Regions from separate parts of the Mus musculus genome. Here region 2 is linked to region 1. A link is a contact called in ENCODE POLR2A ChIA-PET data. All regions are on one chromosome and are shown on one strand. The core of a region is the stretch at or near the end of the contact, and the rest is flanking DNA. Distances in the headings are between cores, read along the strand shown. Region 1 holds the start of Nrarp (Notch-regulated ankyrin repeat protein). Region 2 overlaps Slc34a3 (solute carrier family 34 (sodium phosphate), member 3).

Region 1 (5,783 bases), core at 2,160-4,659:
AGGGTGGGGACTAAAAACACTCAACTGGCCACATCCTTCTAGCTGTGGGCTACAATTCCTGGTAGACACAATTCCTGGGGTGCGACTTCCTGAGGAAGGTCCCATCTCTCTGCAGAGTATCACATCATAGTCTGCTCAGAAGTTTAATAACCTTACTGTTGCTGAGGAGAAAATGTTAAAGTAGGAGCCCGAAGGGTGTGTGTGTGTGGGACTGATGGCTGCTTGGAGTTTGTATCAGGAGAACAGCCACTTATACCATGGCTCCATTGGATCTCCTCTGCTGGTTGCTGCTATTCTGGTCCCATCAGGCACCTCCTCCCCTGAATCCCATGCAGGACCCAGGAATGGGCTGTCGATGGTCCTCCAGTGCATTTTCTCAAATCACAGGCATGAGAACCCTGGATCTAATTCAGATCTGCTTTTTGGTGAATTTGGCCCTAGAAGCCCAAATCTCTAGAGGTGTTTTGCTTGTCCAGGAGCAACAGGAATGTTCCCCCAAATCTAAAGAGACCCTCATCTGTGCAGAAGTTCCTCCAGGGTTTCAACTTTCAGGCTGGGTAGGAAGCATGATGAGCTATAAGCAGATCTCTCTGGGGAGGTCTCAGCCACTCTGCCAGGAAGTAGCTGAGACACGAACTACTAAGGTGGCATCTGGGTTCCTGTGGTTGACTTGGACTTGACAGCTGAGCTAGACTGAGTTCACATTTTACCCAGCTTGGTCTTGTCAATAGATTCACAACCCAAGCAGCCATCATTCATTAGCTGAAGGTAGGACGCCATGGCCCTTAGAGGGGGACCCAGGACTTGTGCCAAAATTAAAACCAGTATTTTTTTTTAATATAAAAAGACCAATGAAAAATTTATTTATAAATTTTTCACGATGGGCTACAAGTCTATATCGTACGCTTAGGAGTGTGCCACAGACTTCATACAGATAGAAGAGACCAACCAGGACCCATCTGAAGCTTCAACATAGGCCCAGTACGTTTTAACATTAATTAACATAATTAAAAAGGCATTTGCGTGTAGAAAAACCATACAGAACTCCTTTTGAAGTAATCTGTGCTTGTCTCAGTGTCTGCCATTCTCATGACATTATCACTATTCCTCCCACACTGGTTCATAAAAGCGCAGAAGACCGAAGAATATGGCCAGGCGGCACAAAGGGCTCCACCCACCTGTGTCCTCAAGTGCTCCCCATTTTTGCACGCAGGGTCAGCAGCACTTCTACGAAGGGGAAACCTCATTTAAATTTGAATAATTCAGCCTCCCTTTTATTTCCCAGGATCAAAACAAGAAGGGGAATGGAGATGCATAGAAAATTGGAACCACAGAAACCAGGAAGTCTCCTTTCTGGGACAGCCAGTGACGCTCCAGCACCTCCTCCAGCCCTGGTCCTTGGCACAGCCCCTCCCTCATGGCTGGATCCTCAGATCATAATAGGGCCTTGGAGCAGGGTTTGAGGGTGGGGATGGGGATTGGGGAAGGCAGAAAGAGCACAGCAGCCCTTCCACTCATTCAGCAATAGTATGAGAGATTCACAGTCTTTATAGGAATTTTATAAAAATATAAATATGGGTACACAACAGCCTTCACAACGCTGGATACAACGCCCTTTAAAATTGGGTTCATAACCAAGATTCAAAAAAATACACCTAAAACTTGGCTTAAAATATGTTAATATTTTATATTCTGTCATAAATGTTATGACATTTAATCGTGGCAAATTCATTTACTTTTTTAAAAAAGTGTGCAACCGACTATTAACTATAATAGAAGTCACTAGGAAGGGTACCATGCTCTCAGAATCCCCACGTCCCAGCCACGCGGGCTTCAAGAGCCCTTTGGAACTTTGCTAAACCAGCCTGTGTGGGGAATGGTGGCCTCTCACGGGAGGGGAAAGGGAGACAGATCCTAGGCTCTCTAAACTCAGAATCCAGGGAGAGGAAAAGAGGAATGAGGTGTGGAAGATTAGGGACTCGGTGGGGGAGGGGCTAGCAATGGGAAAACCATAGGGCTAGGCGGTATTTTCAGTGCAACCAAAAAATGGTAGACTCAAGTTTTTAGTTTTAAAGGAAAAAAAATGCATCTTTCTCCCATAACCACGCACAATATTTCCAAACAAAAAACTCAGGCGCACAAACTTCACCCACAAATATACACACACGTGATAAATAGTTGAGGACATCAGGAACCCGGAGCGTCCCCTTCCCTTCCTAAGTGCGAGGGCGCGCAGATGGTGGAGCCCGGTAATGGTTGTTTGGCGGCTGCCAGCGGCGGGCGCCGCACTGTGAGCGGCCGGGTCTCACGAGCGGCGGCTGGAGCGCGAGTCCGCCCGCGCCTTTCACCTTCCGGAGAAAACATTTCAAGCGGAGGATCCGGTATCTCGGGATTCCGAAGTCTCCCGGTGTGAGACTCAAATTTCAAAACGGACTGGAGCCTGCGCCCCGCCCCCACCCTCTAGGCGGTCGGGGCCGTGGGAAGGCTCTGGGGCCCCGCGGGGCTCAGAGGACTGCCAAGGGGAGGCGCTCTTTTGCGGAGAGCCGAACCCTGGGGTCCACGGATGCGCTACTTTGGTCGTGGCCGCGGACGTAGAGACTTAGCCCGATTTCCACGCGGACCAGCAAACCTGGCGCACACCGAGGTAGTTGGCGGGAAGGTACAGCAGAGACGACGCGGGTGGGGGCCAGGGGCCGGAGTCCGGGTGGCTATCACCGGCCGCTGGCCGCGTACTTGGCCTTGGTGATGAGATAGAGCACGATGTCCTGGTGGCCCCCGAAAGCGGCGATGTGTAGCGCGCTCCAGCCGTCGCGGTTAGCTAGGCGGATGTCGGCTCCGAACTTGACCAACAGCTTCACCAGCTCCAGGTTGCCGTCGATGACTGACTGGTGTAGTGCTGTCTGGCCCTCCGGCCCGAACGAGTTCACGTTGAATTCGCAGTTAGTCATGTTCTGCAGCAGCGACTGCAGCTCCTGCGTGTTGCCCTTGCGCACCGCTTCCTGGAAGATGCGCTGCGTCTGTGGCGCCGAGCAGGTGGACAGCTCGGCTTGGCTCATGTTGCCGCAGAGCTAGGGCTGCGAGCCGCGCCCCGGCTTAGCGCGGGCGGCGGCTGCAGTGCGGGCCCCGGGCTGTCTCGGGGCGTGTCTCGAGGTACGCCTCGGCGCATGGAGGGCGCTGCGCCCTCGGGCCCCGCACGCCGCCCCTGCGCACTCCGGGCGTTCGGGGCCGAGGGCCGCTGGCGCGGGACCCCTGCTGCATCCAGCCGCGCCCAAGCGGGCGGGCGACAGGGCTGGGTGCTGGTTCGCAGAACCTGGGGCAGCCGGAGGCCGCGACACTCGCAGTCGTGGTCCCTTCGAGGTTAGGCTTCGCTCCAGCTGAACTCCACCCGCGTCCCTTTGCAAAATAGTTCTAATTCGCCCGCCGCTTCTCGCCGTCTTTTACGGTTCTTATATTTGCATAACAATAGACGCTCTTGACGCGCACACCAGGGCTCTTTCGATTGGGTGGTGCCCACGTGGGGGCGGGGCGGAGGCGGGGTCGTGCTGCAGCTCCCTCCAGGATAGAGGGCGCTGGTCTGACCAGCACTAGTCTGGTCTGGCCAGGGTGGTCAGAAGGCCTCGGGGGTTTTCCAGCACCACTGCGGGATCCTGGGTCTGGTTGCTCCGGTGTATAAGCTCCTTCGGCAGTTTTCTTCTTCCTTCATAGATGTCGGGAGTTGCGAGTTCCTTGCGCAGCCACTCCCAGGCCTGGACCTGGCGTTCACAGGTGGCAATTTCACGAACTGCTCGGTTGTATAGTCCTCCATCACTCTGGTCCTTTCTACTCAAGTGTAATTTACGGGGAAGCTTGAGCAGCAATTGCATTTGGCTCCTCCATACTGATGGAGGGAGCTCCATGCCCCTAAGCTACCCACAGTGTAGGTAGGGGTTCCTTTGGCAGGCTGGCACAGGCTCGCTCGCTCGCTCGCTCCCCCCTCTGTCTCTGTCTCTCTCTGTCTATCTCTCTCTCTCTGCCTCTCTCTCTGTCTCTCTCTCTTTCTCGGTGGCCAGTCTGTCACTACTCCTCCTTATGTGTTTCCTTTACTTAGTGTCAGCATATAAGACACAGGGCTGGCTCGTGAGACCAACAGCACTGCCCTTTGAGGGAGTTCTGAAATGACTCATTTCCAAGCCATAAGCCCCACGTTTTATTGACCACCCTTAACAACTGACCGTGAGTGAGGCAGGAGGTGCTGGCGCTGGCTGGGAAGGCAAGGCTCCACATTTCCTCATTATGTTTTACGGCTTATAGCTTCGCTGTGGTTGCTGGAAATTAAGGAGGAATGATCTTAAGACTTGCAGAGCAGGAGGCAGGGCACGTCAGGGCTTGATTTCTTCTGAAGCTAACTGGGAATTCCAAGCAGGCAACTGTAAGCCTCAGCTGGGCAGCCCACCCAGCCAGGCTCCATCTGGGGACGCTCCTTTGGTGGATGTTCCTGCCCCAGACTCAGAACTGTATCATATTCACCGGGGCATGTCCCCAACCTTACTATGTTCACGGGGAGGGACCATAGCTAAATTGAATGGAGAAAGTAGGCAACCCCCCCCCCACCACCACTGTGACCACCAGATGTCCGCCCGTCGGGCCAACTTGTTTAAGGGTCACACTCCTTTTCTGCTAACCTGAGAACCTGAATCTCATGTGTATTCAGCTTGGAAAGCTCTCTAGTCTTCTTGGGATCCTTGGTCTATTGGGTTCTGCCTATTTGGTCCCCTAGCCACACCTTATACCTCATTGTTCAGAGAGTTTTTTTTTTTTTTTTTTCGAGACAGGGTTGCTCTGTATAGCCCTGGCTTTCCTGGAACTCACTCTGTAGACCAGGCTGGCCTCGAACTCAGAAGTCCGCCTGCCTCTGCCTCCCAAGTGCTGGGATTAAAGGCGTGCGCTACCACTGCTTGGCTACTGTTCCAAGATCTTGAGAGGAACCCTTATGGTTCTCTCCACCGTGCAGGTAGACTGAGGTGCAGTTGGGGGTTCTGACTGATGCCCCAATGCAGGCTGTGTCACAGAACACTAACCCAAAACAAAGTGGGCAGGGAGAAACGGGAGTTCTGGGAGCATAAGAGGACAGGATCTGATTCCTGGCTGGCCCATGGTTTCATGCGTTTGCATAGGGCTTGGAAGCTTTAGACAGGCAGGAATCAGAGACCACACCTGGGGGTGAGCAGAGCCTTACTTTCATCAAGCCCAGTGATGTTCCTTGAAGGTGAATGGGTCCCCGGATAGGCCCCTACCTAGGTGGGCTCCAGCCTGGCCTGAGGAAGGGCATCTGAGATGCTTGCCCAGAACAGAGCCTGGGAGAAAAGTCCTGTTGACATCCGCAGCAGGCGGCAGACAAAGGGGCCCTGTGTGAGCTCAGTGTGGGAACGCCAGGCCCCCACCACAGGGGCTGTGAGAGCTGGAAGGCTCAGCTAGTTCTTGCAGAATAGCATGGCTGGTGTGGCAGTCCTATCGTGGTAAAAGCTTATCCTGAGGACATTTTGCCCTGTGTCAGGCTCAAAGGACAGACAGATGTGCCTGGCTTGCCACCACCACTGTGCAGCTGAGACGGAGCTGGATGGCCAGCTACCCACAGAACTTCTTAGGTGATGGTTACAGGATTCCCGGCTGGCTCGTGCTCCTTCACCACAGCTATGCTCTGGCCCACACCCATGCCTTCCTGTCTCAGATAAGGAGGGGCTTGGGGAAGGCTGTGGGGCATTTGGTTCCTAGTAAGCACCACCCAAGTGTTTGCTGGAGGACAC
Region 2 (5,783 bases), core at 1,245-3,744, 48 kb before region 1:
ATGGAGCAGGGCAGAAGCCCTGTGCCAGATGGGAACAGAAGAGGGTTTAGGCTTATAATAGGCTGAGGGATAGGAATGCCAGACGACACATAACCGTGCCCCCTTTGTCTACCAGCTGGATAGCAGTGTGATAACCAGCGGTATTACCAGCAACACCACTAACAGCAGCCTGATTAAGCATTGGTGTGGCTTCAGGGGGGAGACGGTGAGGTGCCTCTGACATGCCGAATCGTCCCGCCCACTTGATTGTGAGCCTTCTGAATCTCTCTCTGTCTTCCTACTGTGAGCTTGGCCTGAGTCCTCCCTATCCCTCAGCCCCAGGGAAGCAGTGAGGGATGTGGCCTCTTCAGCTCTTGCACAGAGAGGAACAGCTCAGCATCTCCAGAGGAGGACAGATTGCTCTGTGAGTGCCTCCGCCCGTCTCACCCCTACCCCGGTTCCAGCTCTGCCTCTCTCCGACTCACCACCCTCCCCTGCTACAGGCCATCACCTGTTTGCCGGCTCAAAACTCACAGACTTGGCTGTGGGCTTCATCCTGCTGGCGGGCTCGCTGCTGGTGCTCTGTGTCTGTCTGGTCCTCATCGTTAAACTGCTCAACTCTGTGTTGAAGGGCCGCATCGCACAGGCTGTGAAGACTGTTATCAATGCAGGTGGGTGCAAGGGTGCCCTGGGCCTGGGCTGGAAGACCAGGCAGGGATTTAAGAATGACCCAGCACCCCACCATGCACACCTGCAGATTTTCCCTTCCCCTTTGGCTGGCTCAGCGGCTACTTGGCTATCCTCGTTGGCGCAGGCCTAACCTTCTTGCTTCAGAGCAGTAGTGTCTTCACAGCAGCCATCGTGCCTCTCATGGGTGAGCCAAGGTGGGCAGTGGGCTTGGGGTTGGGGGAGATGAGCTGGGCCTCCTAGTAACCCTTCATTCCTCCAGGGGTTGGGGTGATTGACCTGGAACGGGCCTACCCCCTCTTCTTGGGTTCCAACATCGGCACCACCACCACAGCCCTGCTGGCTGCCTTAGCCAGCCCTGCAGACATGTTAATCTTCGCAGTTCAGGTACTGGCCTCAACTATTTCCCTTTTCACAGCACAGCCCAGGCTGGCTACATCCCTAGCTCTCCCTGGGCTCCACTGACTGACCACAGGCCTGCAGCTCTACCTCTCAGTCCCAGGGGGACATTGCAGGACCCCACAGCCCGAGCCTCAGTTCTTCCTTTCCAGGATTGTTTTCCCAAAATGACCTGTGGTCATCTCATGCCCTTTGTCCGTCTATCATTGGCAGTCCCACAGATTCCCCGAAGGACCCCTGCTCCTCTGGCCCCTCCATTCTGGACTCTTCACTGTGTCCCCCTGGGGTATCCAAGTATGGTTATCTGGTCCATACCTGCAATATGATTCTTCCCAAATTCCCGTTTCACCATGTACCAAGCTCTTGACTTCCCAGACTCTGTTCTGGGGATGCTCCAGCTCAACTGTGCTAGCTTCATCATCCTGCCGGAACTGAGATACAGTTCTGCCTCTAAGTTGTCTCTCCCAGACCTCCCAGCTCTGGGCCTCAATCCTTTTCAAGCTCAGACTCTCTAAATCACCTAGTCTTTGGTCCACTGCCCCCACTCTAGATTCCCTCTGCCTGGGACAGGATCAGGTTCTGAAATCTTGGATTGCACTGGCTGCTGCTATAGGGAAAACTGAGCCTAGCTCTCCCTGCGTCCCACTTGCATCCTTGTATCTGCCTCTGTATTATCCTTGTCACTTAGACCCTCCTGAGCCTGTACCATCCTCTCCAAGCCCCCTGGATTGTGCTCATTTACAGAAAGGCCATATGTCGTGTTTCCTACCAACCTCCCACCGTCTCTGATAGCAGCAGGGTTTTGTTACCACACACAGGTGCTGACATAGACCCCTATCTCCTAAAACACGGGCAGGAGGAATATGGTGAATATGAGCCTACCCTGGCTAGATGCTGCTGTACTAAGTGATCTGTCTGAATCACTCAGCAGGACACAGCGGACAAGCTTCAGACTTGACCAGAGTAGGAAAGGCATAGTTTCTAAAGAGCCCAGAGCCCAGGTAGTCCAAGCTCCTTATGCCTTCTTGTCTTTCCTGCCTACCAGGTTGCTCTCATCCACTTCTTCTTCAACCTGGCTGGCATACTGCTGTGGTACCTGGTGCCTGTCTTGAGACTGCCAATTCCACTGGCCAAGCGCTTTGGAAACCTGACTGCCCAGTATCGCTGGGTGGCCATTGTCTACCTACTATTAACCTTCCTGCTGCTACCCCTAGCAGCCTTTGGACTTTCCCTGGCAGGGGGCACAGTGCTGGCTGCAGTAGGGGGTCCTCTGGTGGGGCTGGTGCTCCTTATCATCCTGGTTAATGTCCTGCAACAACACCGACCATCTTGGCTGCCCCGCTGTCTTCAATCCTGGGCCTGGCTGCCACTCTGGCTCCATTCTCTGGAGCCCTGGGACCGCCTGGTGACTGCTTGTTGCCCCTGCAGGGCCTGCAGCAACTCTCCTATGACCAGCAAAGTGGCTCACTGCTATGAGAACCCACAAGTCATAGCTTCTCAGCAGTTGTGAAAAGTGGGTACCATAGCCAGCTCCACTAGCTTCAGGGCATTGGAGGCGGGAGAGACCGCCTGCCAGTCCTCGCTAAGACAGAGGAGCAGGGCTCCACACGGATGTTTTAGTCTCTTATATCCTCTCCTTTTCAAATAAACGAGGTTACTATTGAGGAGTGTTGGCTTTCTCTCCTAGATGGGGTTGCCTGTCCTGCCGCTGAGTGGAGATGGCCAAGCAGTGCCATGCTGCCCCTAGTGGAGACTAGAGATTAGGGTAGTGCTTCCCCCACACACACCCACCCCCAAGCCTGCAGCTTGTTTATTTCTGTAGTGGCTGGTGACAACCGGTTTACAGGAGCCCTTCCGGAAGAGCTGCCTGGAAAGGCTGGGCAGGGCAGAGAGCCCAAGTTCACTCACATCGAGAGGGAGCCTGAGATCCGCCAGCAATGGGTGTGAGAGCTGCAGTTAAGTATATGACTTTTATGAGTATATGAGTTGTGCAAGAGGCTGACTTTGCCATCTGCCGGCAAGCTTCATCAGGCATGGTCTCCCTAGCCACTAGGGGGCACCCTTCCTCCTGCCGGGATCTTAAACAGTGGGTTTGGACTAGGCACCCTACCTCTGCCACCTTGATGCCCAGACTTGTCCAGGTAGCCTCCTAGGACTTGCCCATCTAGGTGAAAGGATATAAGGCCTAGACACCATTTTCTTTGCCTAGGTGGCTAAGAAAGGACTTGGGAGAGGGTGGGGCCCTGTTTGGAGCTCCTGCCCTCCTCCTTCTCGCCTCCTGCCAGATGGTCTGTTTTTCAAACTGAAAGGTTTGTCCTACAGCCAACAGGTAACTGGACACCAGAGAAGAGGTGAAGACCTCTCCCCACCTCCTACAGCTTCAGGCTGTTCACAGACTGAATCCCACCCCTCCCACACCACACCACCGAAAAGAAAGCAACCAGAAACTCAGGCACAGGTTATAGCAATTGGACCCACAGAGGAGCTGACAGGGATCCCTCTTGGTCTGTCCATTACAGTTTTCAGGCATTTGACATTGAAACACAATGTTGTCATCTGCAAAGCTCATGGTCCAGAACTATGCAGTTGAGTTACAACAAACAAATAAAGCTTTCAATGTTTTAAGTTCAGGAGTTTGAGTTGGCTCTTTATAACTATTCTTGCCCACATGTGGCCAACAGGACACACTGGTGTGAATTTTCTTGGCCTAAACTTTTCCTTGCACCCCCCCCCCCAACCTCCAGGTTCACCTAGCTAGACTCTGAGTCAACAGGTATGGCGTCAGGGAGAGCCCGGAGAGCCATCCATTTATTGCCCAAGGGTTCTATCCTTATTGGGGTGTGTGTTGTTTTGTTTTAAATTACTTTAGATTTACATGTATGAGTGGTTTTTTTGGCTGCATTTTATGTATGTGTAGCACTTGTGCCTAGTGACATTGGAGGTCAGAAGGTGTCAGATCACCCAGACAGAGGGAAGGTTGTGGACCACCAAGACTTCTGCCAGAGTAACAAGAGCTCATAACCACTGAGCTACGTCCTTTTGTATTCCCCTCGACACCCCACCACCACCACACACACACACATTGTAGATGCCTCCATGGTCCTTCCAGGCCCTCTTTGTCCTTAGCCTTTACTGTCACCCAGGTTCTGTTCCATTTCCTACCCCCAGCTCCTAGGCTTCCTAGGACTAGAATTTATTGCGTCCACTAAGAGTAGAGGACTTGCAGAGATGAGCTCCAGCAGGGACAGAGCCAGGTCTGTGCACTGCAGCCCTAGTTCACTCACTCTTGTGACCCACTGAAGGCTTTTACACAGCCTCATGGTGTTCTCTGATGTTCTAGAGGAGGGGCAGAGCCAGGCTGCGTCTCTGGAAGACCCACTGTGGGAGTCAGTGAGACCTAGTCCACAGGGGAAGCACCTTGGCACCTCTCCTTCCGGGGTGAGGGGAGGCCTTTCACAAAAGCTGACTACAGGGTCCTTTAAGGCCACAGAGACTGTCTGCCTGCTGCTCCTGCCTGGCAGTAATGCACCCTCCCAGTGGGACCATGGCCACCAGTAAACAGAGCCTTCCTTGTGCGGCCTCCAACAGCTGCAGACTGGGCTGGGAGGGCAGGCACCCGATGCTCCCACAGCCCGTTCTGCCTTGCTTCTCTGCTCCTCTGGCCAGCTCTATGCACACCCTCTCATGCTATAGGTTCCAGGACCTCTTGATATACTGGGTCTCCTTTGCCTACTGGCACAGGGGAACTCTTGATTCATAGTAAAGACCTAGAGTGTCTTCCCCTGCCAGCTGTGGGCAGCCACTGTCCTTGGTGGGCTTTTGCTATGTTGTTTGTATTTACTGCCCAGCTTGGGACCCAAACATCTCCAAGACACCCAGGAAGCTCTTTGTGTTAAAATACCGAACTTCTGCTTCCTTCTCAGGTGTGTGCTATGAGATTCTAATAGTTGACATCTTGGCACCTAAGCTACTCTGTAGAGTCCAGGATCTTTAACTCAGAAGATATTTCTAGGTACTGAGATAACCTTCAGCATGCCAAAAAGTGACCTGGTACCTTACATACATTTAAACCTCCTGAGGTATGTATGGGTCCTGTCAGTGTGGTCACAGAACTCAGCCCCCCCTTCCTGATCTACCCTTCTGGGAAAGGACAAGACAGTCAGATCTTTCTGGAGATCCTGGTCAGTATAGTAAATATGAACACTAGGACTGCGGTTTTTTTTTTTTTGTTTTTGTTTTTGTTTTTGTTTTTTTGAGACAGGGTTTCTCTGTGTAGCCCTGGCTGTCCTGGAACTCACTCTGTAGACGAGGTTGGTCCCAAACTCAGAAATCCACCTGCTTCTGCCTCCGAGTGCTGGGATTAAAGGCATGCGCCACCACTGCCCGGCAGGACTGCATTTTGTATATAGCGACAGAATGCCACTGCTCAGGATACAGGACTCTGCTTGTCCTGGTGGGGTTTTTTCCTGTGACATGGTTGGTAGGTACTTGGATACCACAACCAACAGGGATTGCCTAACACCCTTAGTTTTGAAGGTAGTTCATTCCAAAAGCCAGAAGTGGCTAGACTGAGACAGACCCATTGTATAATATTCCTTTAAAAAGTTACACATCAGACATGAAGACTAAGAACTGTAGTCCTTGCATTCTGGAGGCTAAGGCAGAATTCCAGGTTACAGGCCAGACGACTCTGTCTCATAAGCAATGGCGTAGAGAAA

Evidence for each region. ChIA-PET counts read pairs that join two places held with the same protein, here RNA polymerase II (POLR2A).
Region 2: POLR2A ChIA-PET joins it to region 1 with 19 read pairs in embryonic stem cell. The contact joins the enhancer-like site here to the promoter of Nrarp in region 1. POLR2A ChIA-PET finds 5 or more read pairs at or near these places in 4 of 5 experiments (Patski and embryonic stem cell).

Annotation. Positions count from the first base shown.
Region 1 is chr2:25,178,384-25,184,166 of GRCm38, reverse strand. It overlaps Nrarp (Notch-regulated ankyrin repeat protein), which reads right to left and starts at 3,409. Exons shown (of 1, transcript NM_025980.2): 1 at 828-3,409. The coding sequence starts at 3,056. The coding sequence ends at 2,712.
Region 2 is chr2:25,225,843-25,231,625 of GRCm38, reverse strand. It overlaps Slc34a3 (solute carrier family 34 (sodium phosphate), member 3), which reads left to right. Exons shown (of 13, transcript NM_080854.3): 8 at 116-205; 9 at 316-403; 10 at 483-650; 11 at 737-853; 12 at 929-1,053; 13 at 2,111-2,729. The coding sequence ends at 2,575. Among named protein-coding and RNA genes, the nearest start is that of Tubb4b, 4.0 kb to the right of the region's middle. Within about 2 kb of position 2,494, at least 2 of the 3 ENCODE cell types and tissues checked have a DNase peak (open chromatin) inside an H3K27ac peak, as active enhancers do.